Linked DNA regions of Mus musculus: region 2 is linked to region 1. A link is a loop called in an ENCODE intact Hi-C map of the cell type or tissue named here. Cell type or tissue: left cerebral cortex. All regions are shown on one strand. Links, peaks and the distances in the headings refer to the core of each region. The heading gives the core; the rest is flanking DNA. Region 1 holds the start of Zfp945 (zinc finger protein 945). Region 2 holds the start of Gm9805 (predicted gene 9805).

Region 1 (11,458 bases), core at 4,630-7,129:
CAGTTACATCATGCCATCTATAGCTCTGGGAATATTAAGGAAGAGGAAGGAGAAAGAAGTAAGGAGAAAAGATGAGATGGCCATAACATGTCATTCTCCAGATTCCATACAACTATTGTAGTCAGTGACTCAGAGCACCTGTATTTACCTGCACTGACCTCACTCAAGACTAACCCTAGCTACAATCAGTCTCCAAAGAGGAGAGGGTCACAGGACCCCACCCTGACTGTGGCAATAAGTCAGTTTTAGGAGAAGGGGAAATCACTGTGCTTAGTTGTGTCTCATCTGCTGAGACCAGCAGGTTCCAAAACATAGTTCCAAAACCAGTGTCTCACAGATGATCCTGATTAATCATGATGGGTCACAAAACAAAATGAATCGAAATGAATATGAGAAAGAGAGAGAGAGAGAGAGTGAGAGAGAGAGAGAGAGAGAAGGAGATTAGTTGGAAGTATGGGCCAGAATTGTAGGGAGTGGGGAATTACAGTGTGCACTACTTATTAAATTCAGTTTGCATATTCTATATTGTCACTACTTCCTTCAGGCATTTGCTATTGTTTTGTTGCCCACAACCATTTTGTTCCTATTTTGAGTTTATTAACATACTTTACAAACTTTGACCTTCTTGAACATGACTCTGGTTTTCAGTTCTGTATATTGGATATTTAAGCTCCTTTCCTTAGGGGATACAGATATGATTAGTGTTTAGAGGCAACAACGTTCAATTTTTGTTTTATTTTGTTTTGGGAAAAGGATCTGAGTGAGCATCAGAATTTACTCCTCTGTGTGTGTGTGTGTGTGTGTGTGTGTGTGTGTGCTGGTATTCCAAGGAGGGGAAGTTAGAATAACATATCTGATGGGATCAGAACCCATGTTGGAGGTCAGATACTGGGTGCATCATCCTATTTGATCCAATTCTGGTCAAGCCTGGCAACAAGTATAGGGGATGATGAGAGCAAAGAGCAAGTCCAGGTCTGGCAGCTGGAGCTGTGTGGCAGGCTGCCCAAAACTGAGTGGGAGGAGCTGTTCCTGATGGGTGGACACCCCTGTCTGAGCAGATGATTTAGGGGGGTGGGGGTGGGGCAAAACAAAACCAGCTGGGAAGTAAAGTAAATTAAAGTAAAACAGGCCTATAGTAAGCGGGTTTAAAGGAATCGCATAACCGGAAGTGGGCTATGTTGGGCGGGTACAGGAGGAGCTTCTCTAAGAAAACAAGCGTGAGTGACAGGAAATTCCACCTTTCCCTGAAGAACTCAGGGAGCCGCACGGTCTGGAAGTGGGGTTGGAAGAACCCGGCCGTGTATTAGGGTACCCGAAAACTTCCTTAAGACTCAGGTGCCTCTGGGAGCATTTTGGAAGCGTCAGCAGCCCGGCAGCGGGAACCTCCCAGGTCAGAGGGGCTGGGGGGCTGGGAAAAGGGTGGGAGCGGAGAAGCAGGGGTGTGTTTTCCTCCGCGGCTCTTAAGGACGCCGCTTTCATAATTCTGCCATGGTTATCTTAGCGTTGTCGGGAAGTTTGAGATCCTATGAACTGGGGGTTTATCGTGATGTTTTCGTTTATCTTATGGTTGCCAGAATATTTTCCGAAAATAATCTCGTAGAGCATTTGCAGAATCTGCAGTTCGCACGCAGAGCTCTCTTTGCTCCAGCAGTTACAAAGCTCCTCGAATTCAAATTCACTCATGCTTTCTTAACACCCCTGTTCCACCATTTCCTATTCAAGAGAGTGGCCATTGGCCCGGAGAATGGGCATCCTCGGAGAGTTTTGCAGATATTAGTCATCTGAAGAACCAGTTGAGATTTGATTGAGTCAGAAAATATACATGACTAAGCACCATAGTTAGAGCTGTGAACTTTAAATATTACTGGGCAAAGCTTTACTCCCCGTTTTGCTTTGGTTTTGGTTTTGGTTTCCATCTTAGATGTGCACACTCTGTGATGTAAATACTGCAGTCAGAAATGTGTCTTTATATGTTGAGTTACAACTGAAAACTGAGGACGTGACTGCTCTAAGGTATGGTTGAGGAGAAAATTTATTGTAAGTTATGTTAATCCTGAGATTTGCCTGAGACAAATCAGTACCACCATTTGGGCAAGTATTATTAAATATTAAATACTGACCAAGCTATGGACTTTGGCCTCATGCTACAGGAGTTTATAAAGACAAACCTGCATACATTCCCATGAGAGTTTGTTACTTTTCCAAGAACTACAACTCCCAGCATTTTAGGAAGTTATTTGGTTCTTGGGTAGGTAGTGCTTACATGTTAATTTTGGGCTTCACAGTATGAGAGAACAGAGGTATCTGGAAGGGTCCAAACTTAACCTGGCCGTGACTTGGGGGGTTGAAAGGGGGAGTTAGGGAATAGGAGGCTCCCAAGAGAGGAAACAGGTGCCAAGGAAACAGTTATCCAAAGATGTCCACTATGATATATTAATAGGCACCTCAGTTAGCCATTTTTCCTAAGCTCCTTTGATATCTAACAAGGCCAGACCAGCATGCATGCTGTGGAAGGGCAATGTCAAGCCACCTTATTGTTATAGATAGAAAACTCACTCTAAATTAAATAAAATTAGAAAGCCCTTTTTGAATAATTATGATTGCTCACTTACATCAGAAACGTGTCTCCTTAGTTCAAGAAAAGCACATGTGGCCAAACTGTTCATTATTTCATGGTCTGTTGATATTGAATTCTGTGACTATGGACTTCTTACCTAGACCCTGCAGTCAGGGCTTTTTTTCAGAGACCTCCTTTTGGAAAAGTGCATCAGTTTGGATTCTGTGAGTCACAGTAGTTTTCTTGGAGTCTTCCTTGGGGTTCCTGGGAAAAGGACTCTTCGGCATATGTGTGAACTGTGTGTGAATGAGTCTCACACCTCATAGAACAGAGTAAAATCCTCAGAGAAAAGAGACATTTTTTCATGTTATTTTCTCTTTCCTTCATGTTTATCCTCTTGGGAGGTGTCAGCATCTTTCATTTTTGTGGCATGAAAAGTTCCAGGTGCTTTCTGAAGACTCTCTTCTCCACATGCAGGTCCCCACTGCTCAGCCAGATCTGCTCACCAGTGAATCAACTAAGAACCCTGGATGGTGAAGAGAGAGGAGACTATAGTAAAGAATCCAGGTATGTTAGAGGAACTGAACAAGGGGTGAGGTGGGCCTTAAGTGACAATAAAAAGAGAATGTGACATTGGTTTTTCCAGATTCTATTTCATTAAGCATTCAGGAAATTTTCATTGAGAATAATATTAGATGTTTTAAAATGGATTTTTCCTTATAGGTTGTACAGTGAACAGTTTTTTTCAGTATTTAATTAGCTATGGATCTCTGAATTAACTGTTGCCCATTAACAAGTTTCTCTGACATAGACTGAAAGCAGCACCAAGCTATCTATGTGACCAAGCTATTTGAACATGTAGCAAATGTCAGAAGTGAATTTTCTTCTAGGGCCTGAGGTTTCCACTATAACCCATGTATTTCACACACATACACTCCATCCCCCATATGGAGTTGGCCTCAGATTGAACCAGAAAGCCTTCTGTACCCACAAGTTATCTTAGCACTATGGTACCAGTGGACATGGCCTTGCATGGCAGATTGAGATTGGAGCACACAGGATCTATAGCTGGGTATGGACATTGATACCTCTGTCCCCAGCCCCAGTCTGCAGAGCAGTTTTTGACACCATGAATGCAACCACCAGGCTGTCCAAGACATTTGTAGACAGTGTGAATAGTCTAATCTGAGGTGTTTGTTTGTTTTGTTTTTTTCTCTCAAGAAGGTCGACTTTTTTCTGCCTATCTTATATTGTCCTCTTTAAGCATGTCTCCGACCTTGAATTGTGTACTGAGTATGCTCTGAGTTAGTTCTGATTAGAGCACAGTAATTCCACTTGTCCTTTGTTTTATACTCTTTGCATTAGCTGTGCCTCTGTTCCTGACGTATGTTTCATCTGTTCTCACATTCTTGAGGGCTTTTATATTCAGCAAATGTCGCATTATTACAGAGCTTTCATGTGTCTCTTGACATAGTCATTTTTCTTTTCTCACTGACTTTACATCTTTAGAGTCTGACATTGATTAGTTCGTAGGTGTTAAAATAGTCTTGCATTCTTGATGCGAACTCACCTTTGCTTCCATTTCTGTGTAATATAGAGACCATGTCTATGTAGATCCTAAAAGCTGGTCTGTCTTTTTTTTTTTTTTTTGCATACAGTGGTTTGAGCTCCTCCGCTTTGGGCATTGAAGTAAAGCCAGCTTTGTATGATGACTTTCTAGTGTTCCTCTTCTTTGTGTTTTAGGTAATAATCTCCTTTAGGCAGATCTCCTAAGGTTTGCTTTAGGAAAGGAGAATTCCGTATAGTCCCGTCCTCAGATGCTGTTAGAGAAAACTCCCTGCTTCAGTATCAGCACCTGCTTGATGCGGGTTCTAGTTATATGATGTAGGAGGTTGATTTATTCACTTGTTTCTAGGAACTCATCATTTCTTCTTCAATTCTGATTCATTCATGTATGACTTTCCATAGCCCTGCATAAGGTAACACTGACATCCCCACATATGTTGTGTCATGTGGATTATATTAGTACAAATTTTCTAGAGATACTGCTTGATATAGTGCACAAGCCATCCATTTGAAAGCATTAATTAATGTCTCTTCTAATTACTTTGTTCTCTTCTTATCTTTCGGAGGTGGAAGGCTACCCTACTCCATGTTTTTCCTTTCCCTGTAGCTATGTTTTATATAGGTAGAGAATTTCAAGAGAGGTTTTATTAGACAGACTTCCAGTTATTTCTTTAAAATATTATTTAAGTGTGGGAGTATACATCTGCATTTTTTATGTGCACTGTATTTATTTATGAAGCCCATTGAGCCCTGATATAGTTATTAAACCCATGGCACAGGAGACACACACAATCATAAGTTGCCTTGTGTGTAGAGAGAATTAGATTATTTCTATTCAGAAACAGTGAGTACCCTTTTGCCCTAGAGAGATTACTCCAGCCCCTACATTTAAATTTCTGGTGCTCTTTCACAATGGAGCCAGAATTTAACACTGAGTTCTATTTTATTGAAAAATGAAGGAAGAGTCATCAATGATATTTACCTATGCAACCTAAAATCATGTTAGATGATTGAGCTCAAAAGGTGAAGAAAAAATTAGAGCTTGAAATCAAAAGATTCAGATTTCCAATTGAGCAATAATATTCATAATTAATGAAGAGTTAGTATAATTCCTACACAACTTAGTACATTTGTTTCAATCATAGAAACTCTCCTTCATCTGAATGCATTGTCATATATGCATTTATTTAGATAGATATTTCTAACTATTTTGTAGTGAAATCTCATGGAATTACTGAAATTTTTATCTATCTGTAGTGGCTCTGTCACCTTTTAGAAAACTTAGATAATATTAATGCTAACTTTTCTGTTTACTTCATGGTTGTTAGATATTGTTATAAAATGATGGCATAATGTATTTCATTCTATGTGTTGTTTGTCATGTTCTATGTATGCACTGATGTTATACTCCTTACTGTTTCAAGGAAAAAAAAAAAAACAAGGCTGACAGCTGTAGAATTTGGAAGCACAGTTTTAATCACTGTAATTTACCATCTGAGATGTGACACTGGTATCCTATTTGAGATCAACATAGAGTTCTTAGATGTACATTCCTGCATCTAGAACTCAAGTGTTTACCTTATATTCCCTGAACCTTTGCTGATTATGAGACTATCATATCATCCTGCTTTAGAGAGAAAAGAAGATGCAATATATAACTATTTTTAAAAAGATAAATTTTATTAAAATTATATTTTCCTTTTATTTATGTGTGTTAGTATATTTGCCTAAATATATGCATGTGTGCTATGTAGTCCTCATGCCTGTAGAGTTCAGAGTAGAGGACTGGATCCCATGGAACTAGACTTAAAATCTGTTGTGTAGCTGGGAATGGAGGTGCACACGCACTGAGGAGGCTGAGGCAGTTGGATCTCTGAGCTCCATGCCAGCTTGATCCAAAAAAACCTCTGGCTTGCATGCACTCTTCATTTCAGACTCTACCTCCTTTTTTCTAGAAAAGGTACAGCATTGTATCTAGGCCTCAGGAGCTCAACTGAGCATATTAGAATAGTTAAGCAGTGAGACCTAACTGCAGACAGTTGAACAGGATTTTAGGTGATCAATATTCTCACACAAAGATGTGCGTGTAACTTAGAAAACAGGTTCACATGGATTGGATGAATAAATTTGAAAGATACATTTTTACCTCGGTATGAATGTAAAGCCTTTGTAGGTGATGATGTTCCTGTAACTTGATATTATGACAATTATTTTGACAAAAAAATACCATGGTATTTGGCAAATAAAGGATCTGTTTCTTATTCAAGACAACAGGGCACACATGGAAAAGAAATGTACTATATCTACAAGGTAAAATGAAATTTTATGAAATGTGACTGAAAAATCAGATACTGTTTTCTAGTATGATGACTAATGAAATTACGTTTTAACCTAGGTACCCACCAGCCATTTGGCTATGACTCCAGTCCCTGCAAGAGAAGCTTCCAGTAATAACTCAGAGTAATAGTGTTTCGCGCCACATATGCGTGTTCTATATTATCCTGGTGGCAGCTGAGGTTAGAAAAAAAAAAAAAACCCTCAAGTTGTAGTCAAGTTTTCTGTTATCATTTTGGTTCTTGCATCTATGCTTGGCATTGTTTGTAGAAGAGTTACATTAATTTTAGCTTTGTAGTTTTGGCACCTTGATAAGAAATTTTAAGAATTCCTATGTTTGTTCCTGAGACAGAAACTTGGAAAAGAGCAATAAGAAGAATGACAGCTTCTTTGGTAAATGCTCCCCAGGTCAGTGTCCTATTCACCTTTCTTTGAAAGTCATTTTTATTATTGAACTCATTCAAGACTTTAATTCTTTACATCTGGTAATGTTATCTAAAGTGTATTTTCAATGATTTATTCTCCCTTTTTCCTGATAGTCAAAATTATGTCTTTAGATCTTTCACTTATATAGCACAGCCTTTTCCCATTGTATTTAAGCTGGATTTTATACTGTGAGGACATAAATTTCCATGGACTTTAGACCTGGAATTCTGAAAATTGTCTATTCTAAATGATGCTCAAAGAATATATTGATGGGGATTTCTACATATGATACACTTGTATCCTTGTATATTGTTGAGGAAGGAAAGTCTCTTGTGCCACATAAATTTCTTTTCAGGAATGGTCATGTTTCTAGAAATAGGTTTATGAATGATGCACAAATATATAGACATCATTGAACAATATATGGAAGAGTAGAATTATAAGTATGACGATCTGTCTTTAATCCTAATAGTAAACATTGCAGCTCCCTAGAGGAACAGATGATGGAAGGAATATTTTGATTACTCTTCCATAACATTGATTTATCTGTGAGGTGATGAAGGTTGCAGTATTATGGTGTCTTTCTTAGGCATCTTATGCTTGTTACACAGTGATCATGGGTGGGTTGATGCTAGAAATCTATTTATTTCAAGAAAGGTCCTGCTCTATGCTCAATGGTAAGTTTTAATTTTTTTATTTCTTTAATATTTTTTATTACGTATTTTCCTCAATTACATTTCCAATGCTATCCCAAAAGTCCCCCACATCCTTCCCCCCACTTCCCTACCCACCCATTCCCATTTTTCGGCCCTGGCGTTCCCCTGTACTGGGGCATATACAGTTTGCGTGTCGAATGGGCCTCTCTTTCCAGTGATGGCCGACTAGGCCATCTTTTGATACATATGCAGCTAGAGTCAAGAGCTCCGGGGTACTGGTTAGTTCATAATGTTGCGCCTACAGGGTTGCAGATCTCTTTAGCTCCTTGGATACTTTCTCTAGCTCCTCCATTGGGGGCCCTGTGATCCATCCAATAGCTGACTGTGAGCATCCACTTCTGTGTTTGCTAGGCCCCAGCCTAGTCTCACAAGAGACAGCTATATCACGGTCCTTGCAGCAAACGCTTGCTAGTGTATGCAATGGTGTCATCGTTTGGAGGCTAATTATGGGATGGATCCCTGGATATGGCAGTCTATAGATGATCCATCCTTTTGTCTCAGCTCCAAACTTTGTCTCTAACTCCTTCCTTGGGTGATTGTTTCCAATTCTAAGAAGGGGCAAAGTGTCCACACTTTGGTCTTCGTTCTTCTTCAGTTTCATGTGTTTTGCAAATTGTATCTTATATCTCAAGTATACTAAGTTTCTGGGCTAATATCCACTTATCAGTGAGTACATATCATTTGAGTTCTTTTGTGATTGTGTTACCTCACTCAGGATGATGCCCTCCAGGTCCAACCATTTGCCTAGGAATTTCATAAATTCATTCTTTTTAATAGCTGAGTAGTACTCCATTGTGTAAATGTACCACATTTTTTGTATCCATTCCTCTGTTGAGGGGCATCTGGGTTCTTTCCAGCTTCTGGCTATTATAAACAAGGCTGCTATGAACATAGTGGAGCATGTGTCCTTCTTACCGGTTGGGACATCTTCTGGATATATGCCCAGGAGAGGTATTGCAGGATCCTCCGGTAGTACTATGTCCAATTTTCTGAGGAACCGCCAAACTGATATCCAGAGTGGTTGTACAAGCTTGCAATCCCACCAACAATGTAGGAGTGTTCCTCTTTCTCTACATCCTCGCCAGCATCTGCTGTCACCTCAATTTTTGATCTTAGCCATTCTGACTGGTGTGAGATGGAATCTCAGGGTTGTTTTGATTTGCATTTCTCTGATGATTAAGGACAGATGATTATTTTCTCTATTTAACTTTATTTCATTTTTTAGATTTGGCATAAGCACTATTGTCTCCAACTTTACATCATGTGGACTCTATTAGTAAAAATCGTCTAGAGAGTATTGCTGTGCATACGCCATCAATTTTCAACCATAAATAGATGTTCTTCTTAATTTATTCTCTTAATTTCTTTAAGAGGAAGAATACTCACTTCACCTGTATTTTTCCTCTTTTAGAATCTATATATTATATAGGGGAAAATTCAAAGCAATATAATGAGGTTTCTATTTTCCTTTATAATAATATTTTATTTAAGTATAAGACTGTTCATCTGTATTTTTTATGTATACTGCATGAGCTATTATACCCCTAGGTCCCTGTATTCAGCACCAAACCACTGGAGCTGAAGTCAAGCATTGTAGTGACTTGCCATGTGTGTAGAAAGAATTGAATCAGGATTCTATGGAGAAATAGTAAGATCCTTTGCCTCTAAGTCATTTCTCCAGGCTGTAGTTTTACATTCCAATGCACATTTGTCACAGAGGTACTATATAACTTTGTGTGGTCTAGTTTTTGAAAAGCAAAGGAAGAATTATAGTTAATATTTATCTATGTAACTGACAATTATGTTAGACAAATGAGCTCAAATACTGAAGGAAAGAAAATAAAGTTGAATTGGAAGTGTCTTAGTCAGGGTTTCTATTCCTGCACAAACATCATGACCAAGAAGCAGTTGGAGAGGAAAGGGTTTATTCGGCTTACACTTCCATACTGCTGTTCGTCACCAAAGGAAGTCAGGACTGGAACTCAAGCAGATCAGGAAGCAGGAGCTGATGCAGAGGCCATGGAGGGATGTTCCTTACTGGTTTGCGTCCTCTGCCTTGCTCAGCCTGCTCTCTTATAGAACCAAGACTACCAGCCCAGGGATGGTCCCACCCACAAGGGGACCTCCCCCCTTGATCACTAATTGAGAAAATGCCTTACAGTTGGATCTCATGGAGGCATTTCCTCAACTGAAGCTCCTTTCTCTGTGATAACTCCAGCTGTGTCAAGTTGACACAAAACCAGCCAGTACAGGAAGATTCAAATTTCAATTCAGTCAATCTCATGAGCAAAAAAAAAATGTATTAAAAATTCATACAAGATTCTCAGTTTAAAACTTAATTTGATCAAAAATAGCTTATCTACATCTATTGTCACATATACCATTTATTTACAGATAATAGCTAATAATTCTGTAGTGAAAGATCATGGAACTTATGAAATTGTTAATATCTGTATTTTTTATGTCATCGTTTAGAAAAATGTGAATGATTTCACTGTTGTCTAGTGCTGATTTTTCTATTTATGTTGTAGTTGTGATATATTCCCAGAAAATAAATTCGTAAAGTAGTTGACTGAATGTGTTGTTTGGAATATTGGATATGTATCCTGATGTTACATTCTCTACTGCTTAAAAAGAAAACTCTGACTTAATTCACCAAACATTCTGCATTCCATATTCAGTCTTTTTTTGTTCTTGAAAGGTTGTAGCATTGTGCCTAGGCCTCAAGATGTCAACAGAGCATTTTAGAATAGAGTCAGGTGAGATCCAGCTGCAAACAGTATTGTTCTAGTGTCCATATTTGACCAAAATTGACACTGGTAGAATTTGGAAACATAGTTTTTCTCACCATAACTTTACCATTTATGACATTAATAACTGACATAATAATGCTGTTTGATATCAGCATATACTTCATAAAGGTACATTCTTGCATCTAGACCTCAAATGTGTTTCTTATATTCCCTAAACATTTGCTGACTTTAAGGCTATCATGCCCTTCCTGTTTTCAATGAGATAGAAAAATACAATAAAGACTATGAGTATTTTAAAAACTATCTTTTATTGCATATAAATTGTAATTTAATTTAATGTATTTCAGCATATATGTCCAAATATGTGCATGTATGTTATGATGGCCTCCAGCCTGTAGAGTTCAGAAAAGAGGACTGGATCACATGGAATGTGAACAATAATAAATCATTCCATATATTGTCTATAGAAGAGTAGCAATGTTTAAGTTCTGACATATCTGCAGGATTTCTAGAAAAGGTTTGTTCTTAAATGCTTGCCATGACTCATCGATATCACAAAATATCTTGTTCTTTATATCTTTTTTACCTAGAAAAGCATTTTTGTCTAGCACCACATGGTAAATAGGTAATTTTTTATTATAGGAACTGTTAACATTCAAGGAAGTGGCTGTTGACTTCTCACAGGAGGAATGGGAATGTCTTGACTGTGCTCAGAGGGCATTGTACATGGATGTGATGCTAGAGAATTACAACAATCTACTCTTTGTGGGTAAGAATACTCTTCCTGTAGAATTCCAATTTCATCCTTTGAATTTACCTACTTTGTGATAATGTAAACTCTCTGAAATGTCTAGAGACTCCCAGAATAAGAGAAATTCTACTTACCAACATAACTTTTTCATGGTGTTTCCTTTACATTTCTCTCCATTCTCTGGAAGAGTAACCAGTAGTATGTTCTTTGTAATCTGTTATCTAGCTTTTAATCAAAACTTCAAAATTCAAAGAAAATTGAATGTTCAATGCATAGAAATATATTACTATATACATAATAATGGAACTATTTTAAACTTACTATTACGTTAACGTTTTCATTTATTTAAAGTTTT
Region 2 (11,458 bases), core at 4,730-7,229, 190 kb after region 1:
AGCAATAAGACAAAAAAACAGAAACAAAAACAACACTGGGTCACTAACATACCAGACAAAAAAAGCCTCAACTTTCAATAAAAATTGACAATAAAAGTTTTAAATGTCCAATAGACAAACACAGGCAGATAAGACTATCCTAAGATGAGATGAGGTTCCTGATGGGAGTAGGTAGTCTCTCCTGAGCATTTTTTGCCCAAGATTTTTATAAATGGGAAGATCCAGATGGTACAAAAGGGACCATTAGACCTCCAGTGGTTAATGTTACCACAATTTTGCTGGGTAGAGTTATATTTGAAGATTTAAATGTGGTCCTTGCCAGTGGAGAATGCCTCCAAATAAGAGGCAGTACCCAAAATATCAATATCAAAAGGACTCTCAATTCTATGAACTGATGTTAAATATCTTATTCCCTGACTGGAATAGATCAAGGATTCATCTGTTCATCTGGGTTGAACAGTGGCCTTAAAATAGGGAAAAATTAACAAATTTAAAACAATCAGTTAAACACCAATTAGATATGTGAACATCTGTCCCTCTAGTAGCCCTTGGAATACTTTGATTGATAGCCTGCCTTCCCTGATTTATTTCCATCAGTACAGAATGTAGGGTATCCAGAATTTGATGTCCTTTTAACTATATGACCGAGAATTCAATTTGTTCTTTTTAAAAATTGAAGTATCTTGCTTTGGGGCTATTTGAAGTTACCCTCTCCCAAAAAATTACTGTCAAAAAATTGACAGTGTCCTTTTCAATTTTATGAGGTCCATTGTTGATATTAGAGCATAAGACATTTGTGTTCTGATTTAGGTCCCACGTGCTACAATCCCAATCAGGCAGTCAAACCTACCTGTCAGTGTCATACTGGCAATCTTATTTTCTGGGTAACAGAAGGTTTTCTGGTGTAATCTAAGGCTAGCTGTACAGAAAGGAGAAAAGAAAAAAAAATCACGGCCTATACTGGGAACCTGGCCAAACGCCAATAATAAGGAATATCATAGGCCTTAGAAGGGAACCCATTACTGACACTTGCTACATGTTCTAAAGTCTCCGTTCACACCTATACCCTGATGCTGCTTTCAGTCCGGATCAAACAAATTTTAGTTTTAATGGGCAACAGTCATTTCAGAGACTCCAAACTAACCAAGTACTGAGAATAGCTGACTTCTTACAGTACAACCTATAACTGGAAATCCAAAATTACCACATATGATATTATTCTCAGTGAAATTTTATAGAATCAAGAACTAAAGAGGAACTGGCAAAAAACAATTGCATGTCCTCTTTGTACTGTCACTTGAGACCTACCCCACCCTTTGCTCAATCCTTGGCTACAGTCTCCTCTCTTCATCCTCCAAGGCTCTTAGTTCTCATTCACAGGTGAGCAGATCTGGCTGAGCAGTGGGAGACCTGCATGTGGGAAGGAGATTCTTCAGAAAGCACCTGGAACACTTCAGGGAACAAAAATGAAAGATGCTCACACTTGACAAAAGAATAAAAATGAAGGATAGAGAAAAATACCATAATAAATGTCTCTTTTTCTCTGAGGATTTCACTTTACTCTATGAGATGTTTGATTCATTCACAGAGAGTTCACGCACATGCATAGTTGTTTTCCCAGGAACTCTGAAGAAGAGCAAGGAAGACAAAAAAAAAGAAAAAGTTTCTGACACAGAATCCAGACTGTTGCACTTCTCCAAAAGGTTTCTGAAAAAAGCTCTGACTGCTGGGTCTAAGAATTCCCACTCCTACAAGAAATCCACAGTCACAAAACTCAATGTCAACAAATTATGAAATAAAAACACAGCAGTCTGGTCACAAGTGCATGGATACAGTGCTTTTCTTGAACCAAATACATTTTTCTGATGTAAGTGAACAATCATAATTATTCAAAACTGCCTTTTAATTTTGTTAACATATAGTAAGTTTTCTAGCTATAAAAAAATAGCTTGGCCAGATATTATCCTCTCACAGCATGTATACTGGGCTGGCCAAGACCTTATTAGGTCTCAAAGAAACTCCAGATAAATGGCTTACTCTAGTGCCCATTAATATATCTGATACATTATTTCTCCTACAGAGAAGTGAGCCAATTCAAGCCAGATTAGAATATAGTAAAGGCAGGTTTATTGGGAAGCTGGTCTTGGGCAAGTTCACTGGGACAAAGGATTGAGGCCATGAGAGTGCCCAATGCGAGGTGGGGGGGGGGAGTAAAAGGAGGGACACAGAGAGAAAAGAGAAGAGAAAGAGAGAAAGGGGGCGGAGATTGAACTAAATGTCTGGATTATGTAGGGAAAAGTCTCTGGGGGAAGAGCAACCAAGCTCAAGGGCTGGAAAGTTTGGGGCTGGGGGAGGGGGGAGGGGGGAGAGGAGGAGATGGAGGCAAGGGTTACCAGGTAGGGATTGAAAGATGCTGAAGAACCTGAAGGTCAGGTCTGCTTTGATATGTAAAATATTCACCTCAGTATATTTTCATGGGGTGCAAAATCAAATAATATCAAAGAGTACATCTTTGGCTATGTGCTTTCTTGGCTCCTACTTCTTCTCTTGCCTCTCCTCTTCCCTTCTCCTCCTTTCTCTCACAATCCACCTCCAAGTCCCCTCTCTATTCATGGCCAGATTCACGCTGGACCCTTCCTTTCTGATTCAACCAAAACTACACTGGTTCCTTAGAGATTACTATTGTCTACAAAGTTGAGGATCCCTATTTCCCAGGCCAAAGGGAATTCTCTTGAATAGTCAAATGGTGGTTCAGGGAAGTAAGAATGCATGGATGAAGTTGAATTTGAGCTTTGTAATTGCTGTAGCCAAGAGTGCCCCTTGTGCAAACTACACATACTGCAAATGACCTATGAGACAATGGAACAAATGGAAACCATATGATAAATGGAACAAATCACGATAAGCCCAAGTTCAATAGGATCTCCAACTTACCAACAATGATATATAGCCACAACAGAATTTTAAGAGAGGCGTCCATCCTTAAAAGCAGCTGCTGAAAAACACACCCCCTGCTCCTCTTCCACCCCTTTCTCAGCCTCTCAGCTCCTCTGACACAGGAGGTTCCAGGGCCCCTGGGCTTTGGTTCCTGCCTCTGCTCTGCTGACAGGTGACTCTTGTCTATGGTTAGGGAATGCAAGGCTCCCTCGGGTAGTGAAGGGATTGGTGGATTGTCCTGTCACTCTGACCTAGATCTTTGGAGCAGCTCTCCTAGAACTGCCCATCACAGCCAGGTTCCAGAAATATCAAAGCTCTAAACTCTTTCAGGCCAGGACATTCACTTCCTTAATCACCTTCACAGAGTCCATCTAGCTACTTTCTTTCCCCTTCACCCTCCTGGTGCTGATAATATTTCCACCCCCACTAGTCCTTCCCACTCAGAATCAGGCAGGCTGCCATATAGCCTCAGGCTGTTTGGACCTGCTGTGTACAGCCTCCTTACAAAATCATACTGACATTTTGAAATATAGAGAATTTCTTCTGTATATTCATAAAATGAGAAACAAAAGAGAATTTTAATAATTATGAGAGAAGGATAAACCCAAAGGGTGATTTCAAAATATATTAAAATTACGGCAGGGCAAAACATTGACAGCTGACAGGAAGACAGATGAAAGCAGATATTAATGGAAAGGAAATGTAGACTGAGTTTAATACTATGCAGAGATATTAAACAAATCTTTTCAAAAACCTGCTGGAATAATTTTAGGAAATGGAGAAATTAAGCATCCAAAGTAAAACAACTTAAAGGACCTAAGTGTGCCAAAACTGTAAGAGCAGGAAGAACCAAGAGGCATCAATTGTTCTGATCAAACATTACATTAGAGTTACAACAATGAAAATATTTAATATTGGTAAGAAGATATGATCAGTGATGTGAATGGGAGGGGGACAACATCCTCACATACAAACCAATTAAATTACATTTGCCTCTGTGTATCTATTCATACACAGAGTCCTCTAATACCTACACTGGGAATATTCTGACATTAGTCTCAGTACAGTTATTTAGAAACAACTGAAATGAAATACAATCTGTGGAAACCAATTCCATGTCCTCTTCCCACTGTCAGTTGAGCCTGCCCACGCCCAAGGCTTCCTCATTCTCTCTAACATGCCTGGATCCTTTGCTACACCTTCTTCTCTTCACCACCCAGGGCTCTTGGTTCAGACTCACAGGTGAGCAGGCCAGCCTGAGGAGTGGGACACCTGCATATGGCAAAGAGTCTTCAGAAAGCACCCAGAAATTTCCGTGCAACAAAAATATATGACGCCTCCAAACAGATAAATATGAGGAAGAGAGAAAATATCACAACTAAAACTGTCTCCTTTCCTGTAAGGATTTGAATGTACTCTGTAAGATGTGAGACTCACTCACACAGAGCTCAGACACAAGCAGAGTCATTCTCCCAGGAATCCTGGGGAGGAGCTGGGGAGACTGCAAGAAAACCATTGTCACCCACAGAAACCAGACTGTTGCACTTGTCCAAAGGGAGATCTCTGCAAAAAGCCCTGTCAGCAGGGTCTAGGCATTCCCAACTCCTCCTACGAGAAGTCCATGATCACAGCACTGTATGTTAACATACCATGAAATTAAAAACAAAACAACCAACCAAGCAACCAACCAACCAACCAAACAAACAAAACAAAACAAAAAACTGTTTGGCTATATGTGTAAGGGCAGAGGGCTTTTCTTCAAGCAATGAGCCAATTTGTGGTAAAGGTGATTATAATTATTTTAAACATCCTTTGTAAAACTTTATTTTAATCTACTGTGGGTTTTCTAATTCTACAAATAGTGTGGTCTGATACACTCACTTGGCAGTACTGTGTTTGTGTGGACCTAAGTATAGCATAAATACTCAGCATATGAAGACACGTTTCTGAATGTTTTACTTCCATCCTAAATTGCATACAACTCTGATTAAAAATTCATAGCCACTAAAAAGTCTGCCTATAAATGTTAATGTTTACATCAATAACTGTTACGCTAGATAAAGTACATTTTCTGGTTAAATAAAATCTATAGGCCGGGCGTGGTGACGCACAACTTTAATCCCAGTACTTGGGAGGCAGAGGCAAGTCAGTTTCTGAGTTCGAGGCCAGCCTGGTCTACAGAGTGAGTTCCAAGTCTACACAGAGAAACCCCTGTCTCAAAATAAAATAAAATAAAATAAAATAAAATAAAATAAAATAAAATAAAATAAAATAAAATAAAATAAACTCTGTAGTTTCCTCATATAATTATTATATACAAAAGTATGTCTGTGGATTCCTCTTAACCAAGACCAAAGGCAATTTTGTTGAATAAGCAATTAGTAAAAGAAGGGAATTAGAAGACATGAATGAATTAACGTTCCAGGAGATTTGCATACAAAGGCAAACAGCAGATAATGCAACTGCTCTACCAGATTTTTTTTTTTTTTACCAGTTATTTTATGACTGAATGTTCCGGAAGTGTAGGATAAATGGGGGGTGGGACGACAAAAAAATAACAAAACAAAAACCACAAAACACGATAAACCCCAGTTTTTAGGATTCCAACTTCCCGACAATGGTAGGATATCCACAACAGAATTGTGAGAGCACGTCCTTAAGAGCAGCTGGGGAAAACACCCGCCCTGTACCGATCCCGCCCGTTTCCCAGCCCCGCAACTCCTCTGACCTGGGAGGTTCCAGGGTCCCCGGGCTTATATTCCTGCAGCTGTGCTGCTGATGGCTCTCTCTCCCAGGGCCACAACCAGGGAACTGCATCTGAGGTGACTTTTCCGATCCAGAGAGAACTAGTACCTGTAGTTAGGGTTTAGGGACCACTCACTGAGCAAGAGGAATGGTGGATTTTCCTGTCACTCTGGCCTGGACCGTTGGAGCCCCTCTCCTAGACCCGCCCACCACAGCCCGGGTCCGGCCACGTGGTTCCCCTTTCCAGGCGTATTCTCTTTCTTAATTATTTTTGTACTATCCACTCACCCTTTTGTTTTTTTGTTTGTTTGTTTGTTTGGTTTTTGTTTTTGTTTTCTGCTGCCACTCTCTTGATCTGGTCCCTTATCTTATCCTCAACCTGCTCCAGGGAATTGGGTCCTTCCCACTCAGTCTCAGGCTGCCTGCCATACACCACCACCTGCCGGGCTGCCCTGGACCTGCTCTGCACAGCCTCCCCCCCCCCCCCCCCCCCCCCAAGCTTTCTGCCAGCCAGGCCAGAACTGAATCTGGTAAGATGTTCTACCCTGATGTGTGATAGTGAGCTCTTAAACCCTCAAATAATCGATAGGCAGCCTCACTTCTTATATTTGGAATACAAGCCTCCTGGGCTGAAAACACAACCAACAGCCTGAGTTCCGACTTCTTTTGTTCCATTTTAAATACATAACGCTAAAAATAAGTAAAAAAGGCTAGCTCCCTCCCAAAACCTGTCTCAAAACATACATAAAACACAAGAAGGACTAATGTTAATGTAGACTTAAAAAAAAATCGGGGGGGGGGGTGGAACTGAGAATGGTAAGAGGGGAGCTGTGCAAGCTCTCTGGGGAGCTCCAGGGACAAAGGTCACTCTGTAGAAAGAGCAAGCAGTAGATCAAGGCAGGTGGAAAGCATGGATAAAGTTAAATTCCAGGGACCTTGTTGTGTCTACAATAGCAAAGAAAGTAGATAATGCCAATGCTTTCCAAGAATATTTCTCTGTAGCCTAAAAACTATAATATGATTGGAAAGATCAGCACAAGACCCAGTTTGTGTAAGTGAAAATATAGTGATAGCACAACAGAATTTTGATAGCCAAGAAAAATAAAATGCTGTCATGAGTTTTTAATAGGTAAAATTCCAGGCATGGGGAATTCATGTTCAGGATCAGGATGGTAAAGAAAATGGGCATAGAAATGCATGAATTTTTAAGAAAAGGGGCATTAGTGCCTGGCACATCACATTATCACTCTTGTCTGTAATATATAAGCTGAAATTTGGCTAAGGAATGCATTGAATGTGTAGATTCCTTTTGGTGGGATAGCCAGTTTTACAATGTTAATCTTCCTGATCCATGAGCAGGGGAGATCATTTTACATTCTAATATCTTCAATTTTTTCTTCAAAGACTTGCTATTATTCAAGTCTTTGACTTGCTTCTGCAGTGTTGGGCAAAATATTTAATCCCAATCGTGATTCCTACCTGGCCTCTAATTCGTCAGTTCCCAGATAAAAGGCATATACAATTTTTATAATAAGCATGTATCAACACTAGAGCTGGGAAGATATCTGTCCTATATGCTGTGATAATGTCTATTTCACAGCTATTAATCCCATTTTATTTTGCCATGTTTCCTCTTGGATGCTTTTAACTCCAATTAGCCAGCCAATATACCCACTATTCTAAGACTTCTAATACCCATGATGGCTTCCTCAGCCTCCACCTTCTTTTTTTTTAACCATGGTTCTTCTTTGATTCCCCTCCCCACCCACCAAGCCTATCTCTCTTCTGCCCAGCTATTGGCTTAGGCACCTTTATTCTCCAGTCAGGGATAACTTGGGAGCAAGGTTTCAGAGCTTCCCTTGGGTAACTGCAGACTCTCTGATCCATAGAGGCAATGAGGTCTGGGCCGACTATTTAGCATTATAATATAAACAAAACACTAAACCTCAACAGCATGAAGTTAATACCAACATACTTTATATTTTTGAAGCTATTGTGATATGATTTTTCTGATTTATTCCCTTAGTCTGTTTTTCATGTATAGTAAGTCTATTGATTTTTGTGCATTAATTTTGTACTCAGCTATTTTGGGGAAAGGGCTTGTGGGTTATATAATTTCCCTGATAGAAAATTTTATGTCACATGTACATTATCATTTCATTTAGAAATAAGGGTATTTTGACTTCTTCCTTTCCAATGTAATTTGTAACTTCTTAATATCTTAATATCGTCTTACTGCTCTAGAAAACACTTCAATTATTTTATTAAATAGATATGGAGAGAGTGGATGTCCTCAGTTTGTTCCTAATTTTAGTGGAATTGCTTTGAGTTTCTTTCCATTTAACTTGATCATCGATCTAGGCTTGATGTAAGCTGCCTGTATTGTGTTTAGGTATTTCCCTCATATCATTTATCTGTACAGGACTTTTACAGAGAAGGAATGCCCAATTTTGTCAAAGGCCATTTCTGCAGGTAGTGAGATGACCATGTCTTTTTTTTTTCCAGATTGTAGTATAGTGAGTTATATTTATTAATTTTTTATACTTTTAAATTTTTTATTAGATATTTCTTTACTCACATTGCAAATTTTATCCCTTTCCACATTTCCACTCTGAACCCACCCCCCCCCCCCAACCCATTCCCCCCATTGCTCACTGACCCACCCAATCCCACTTCCCTGTCCTGGCATTCCCTACATTGGGGCCTCAGGCCTTCACAAGAAGGGCCTCTCCTCTTGCTGATGATCCCAAAAGGCCATCCTCTGCTACATATGCAACTGGAGACATGGGTCCCTCCATGTGTATCCTTTGGTTGGTGGTTTAGTCTCTGGGAGTTCTAGAGGAAAAGGTTGGTTCATATTGTTCCTCCTACAGAACTACAAAACCCTTCAGCTCCTTGTGTCCTTTCTCTAGCTTCTCCACTGGGGACCCTGTGCTCAATCCAATGGATGGCTGTGAACACCCACTTCTGTATTTGTCAGAGCCTCTCAGGAGAGAGCTATATTAGGCTCCTGTCAGTAAGCTCTTGTTGACATCCACAATAGTGTCTGGGTTTGGTAAGGATATATGGGATGGATCCCCAGGTGGGACAGTCACTGGATGGCCTTTCTTTCAGTCTTTGCTCCAAATTTTGTCTCTGTATTTCCATCAATGAGTATTTTGTTCCCACTTCTAAGAAGGACTGAAGTATCCAAATTGTGGTATTCTTTCTTCATGAACTTCATGTGGTCTGTTAATTGTATCTTGGGTATTCCGAACTTCTGGGCTAATATCCACTCATCAGTGAGTACATACCATGTGTGTTCTTTTATTATTGGTTTACCTCAGTCAGAATGATATTTTCTAGTTCCATCCATTTGCCTAATAACTCCATGAATCATTGTTTTTAATAGCTGAGTAGTACTCCGTTGTGTAAATGTACCACATTTTCTGTATCCATTCCTCTGTTGAAGGACATCTGGGTTCTTTCCAACTTCTGGATATTATAAGTAAGGCTGCTATGAACAGAGTGGAGCATGTGTTCTTATTACATGTTGAAGCATCTTCTAGGTATATGCCCAGGAGTGGTTTAGCTGGGTCCTCAGGTAAAACTATGTCCAATTTTCTTTTTTTTTTTTTTCTGGCTGGGTGTTAAAGAAAAATGTCTTTTATTTTATTCAGTTATTTTATTTTGTGCTTATGTGCAGAATGTTTTGCCTGTATGCATTTATGTGCTCCACATGCATTCCTGGTGTCTTTGGAGGCCATAAGAGCTGAAAGGATCCCCTGGGACTGGAGTCTTAGATGATTGTGAACTGTGAGATGCCATGTGGGTGACTGGATTGAACCCAAGTCCTCTGGAAGAGTAGACAGTGCTCTTAACAGCTGAGCCACCTCGCTCCCCCACATCAGACTTCAAATCTTTTGAAAAATGTGTTGTTCTTACACTAATCTATGCAAAGAGACCTATTCAACCAGATAGTAAGAGTCTCAAGGGCAGAGACTGTATCTTTTCTATTAATTAATTCAATTAATTAACCATCCATCTATCTACTTGACTATTCTTTTTTTAAATTAGGTATTTTCTTTATTTACATTTCAAATGTTATCCCTTTCCTAGTTTCCCCTCCAAAACCCCCTCTCCCCTCCCCCTCCCTCTGCTCCTTAACACACCCACTCCCATTTTTTGGCCCTGGCATTCCCCTATATTGGGGCATAGAACCTTCACAGGACCAAGGGCCTCTCTTCCCATTGATGACCAACTAGGCCATCCTCTGCTACATATGCAGCTGGAGCCATGAGTCCCACCATGTGTTTTCTTTGGTTGGTGGTTTAGTCCCATGGGAGCTTTGGGTGTACTGGTTAGTTCATATTGTTGTTCCTCCTATGGGGCTGCAAACCCCTTCAACTCCTTGCGTACTTTCTCTAGCTCCTTCATTATGGACCCTGTGCTCTGTTCAATGGTTGGCTGTGAGCATCCACTTCTCTATTTGTCAGGCACTGGCAGAGCCTCTCAGGAGACAGCTTTATCAGGCTCCTGTCAGCAAGCTCTTGCTGGCATCTGCAATAGTGTCTGGGTTTGGTGGTTGTTTATGGGATGGATCCCCAGGTGAGGAAGTCTCTGGATGGTCATTCCTTTAGTCTCTGCTCTGGTATTGTTCCCCCTTCTAAGAAGGATCAAATTATCCACACTTTGGTCTTCCTTCTTGTTGAGTTTCATGTGTTTTTCGAATTGTATCTTGGCTATTCTGAGCTTCTGGGCTAAAATCCACTTATCACTGAGTGCATATCACGTGTGTTCTTTTATGATTGGGTTACCACACTTAGGATGATATCCTCCAGATCCATCCATTTGTCTAAAAGTTTCATAAATTCATTGTTTTTAATAGTTGAGTAGTACTCCAGTGTGCAAATGTACCACATTTTCTGTATCCATTTCTCTGTGAGGGACAACTGGTTCTTTCCAGTTTCTGGCTGTTATAAATAAGGCTGCTATGAACATAGTGGATCATGTGTCCTTATTACAAGTTAGAGCATCTTCTGGGTATATGCCCAGGAGAGGTATTGCAGGATCTTCTGGTAATACTATGTCCAATTTTCTGAGGAACTGCCAAACTGATTTCCAGAGTGGTTGTACTAGCTTGCAATCTCACTAGCAATGGAGGAGTGTTCCTCTTTCTTCATATCCTTGCCAGCATCTGCTGTCACCTGAGTTTTTGATCTTATCCACTGTGACCGGTGTGAGGTGGAATCTCAGGGTTGTTTTGATTTGCATTTCCCTCATGACTAAGGAAGTTGAACATTTTTTTTATTCTTTTTTTTTTAATTAGGATTTTCCTCGTTTACATTTTCAATGCTATCCCAAAGGTCCCCCATACCCACCCCCCCCAATCCCCTACCCCCCACTCCCACTTTTTGGCCCTGGCGTCCCTTGTACTGGGGCATATAAAGTTTGCAAGTCCAATGGGCCTCTCTTTGCAGTGATGGCCGACTAGGTCATCTTTTGATACATATGCAGCTAAAGACAAGAGCTCCCGGGTACTGGTTAGTTCATATTGTTGTTCCACCTATAGGGTTGCAGTTCCCTTTAGCTCCTTGGGTAATTTCTCTAGCTCCTCCGTTGGGGGCCGTGTGACCCATCCAATAGCTGACTGTGATCATCCACTTCTGTGTTTGCTAGGCCCCGGCATAGTCTCACAAGAGAGAGCTATATCTGGATCCTTTCAGCAAAATCTTGCTAGTGTATGCAATGGTGTCAGCATTTGGAAGCTGATTATGGGATGGATCCCTGCATATGG

The links. Hi-C counts contacts between places; a loop is a spot of excess contacts. Peaks named below come from ENCODE experiments on the same cell type or tissue, not always from the same donor. Only the 100,000 strongest peaks of a DNase experiment are listed, where the experiment ranks them.
Region 2: it touches region 1 in a loop (7-fold over the local background); 2 of 42 quality-filtered maps call a loop at or near these places.

What each region holds. Positions count from the first base shown.
Region 1 is chr17:22,856,913-22,868,370 of GRCm38, reverse strand. It overlaps Zfp945 (zinc finger protein 945), which reads left to right and starts at 1,237. Exons shown (of 5, transcript NM_001110254.1): 1 at 1,237-1,390; 2 at 3,035-3,124; 3 at 6,810-6,865; 4 at 10,995-11,121. The coding sequence starts at 3,088. In left cerebral cortex, for the core only: no CTCF peak of the experiment used is centred there; no DNase peak of the experiment used is centred there.
Region 2 is chr17:22,668,732-22,680,189 of GRCm38, reverse strand. It overlaps Gm9805 (predicted gene 9805), which reads right to left and starts at 5,823. Exons shown (of 5, transcript NM_001377043.1): 1 at 5,666-5,823. In left cerebral cortex, for the core only: no CTCF peak of the experiment used is centred there; a DNase peak (open chromatin) is centred at 5,807; H3K4me3 peaks cover 294 bases.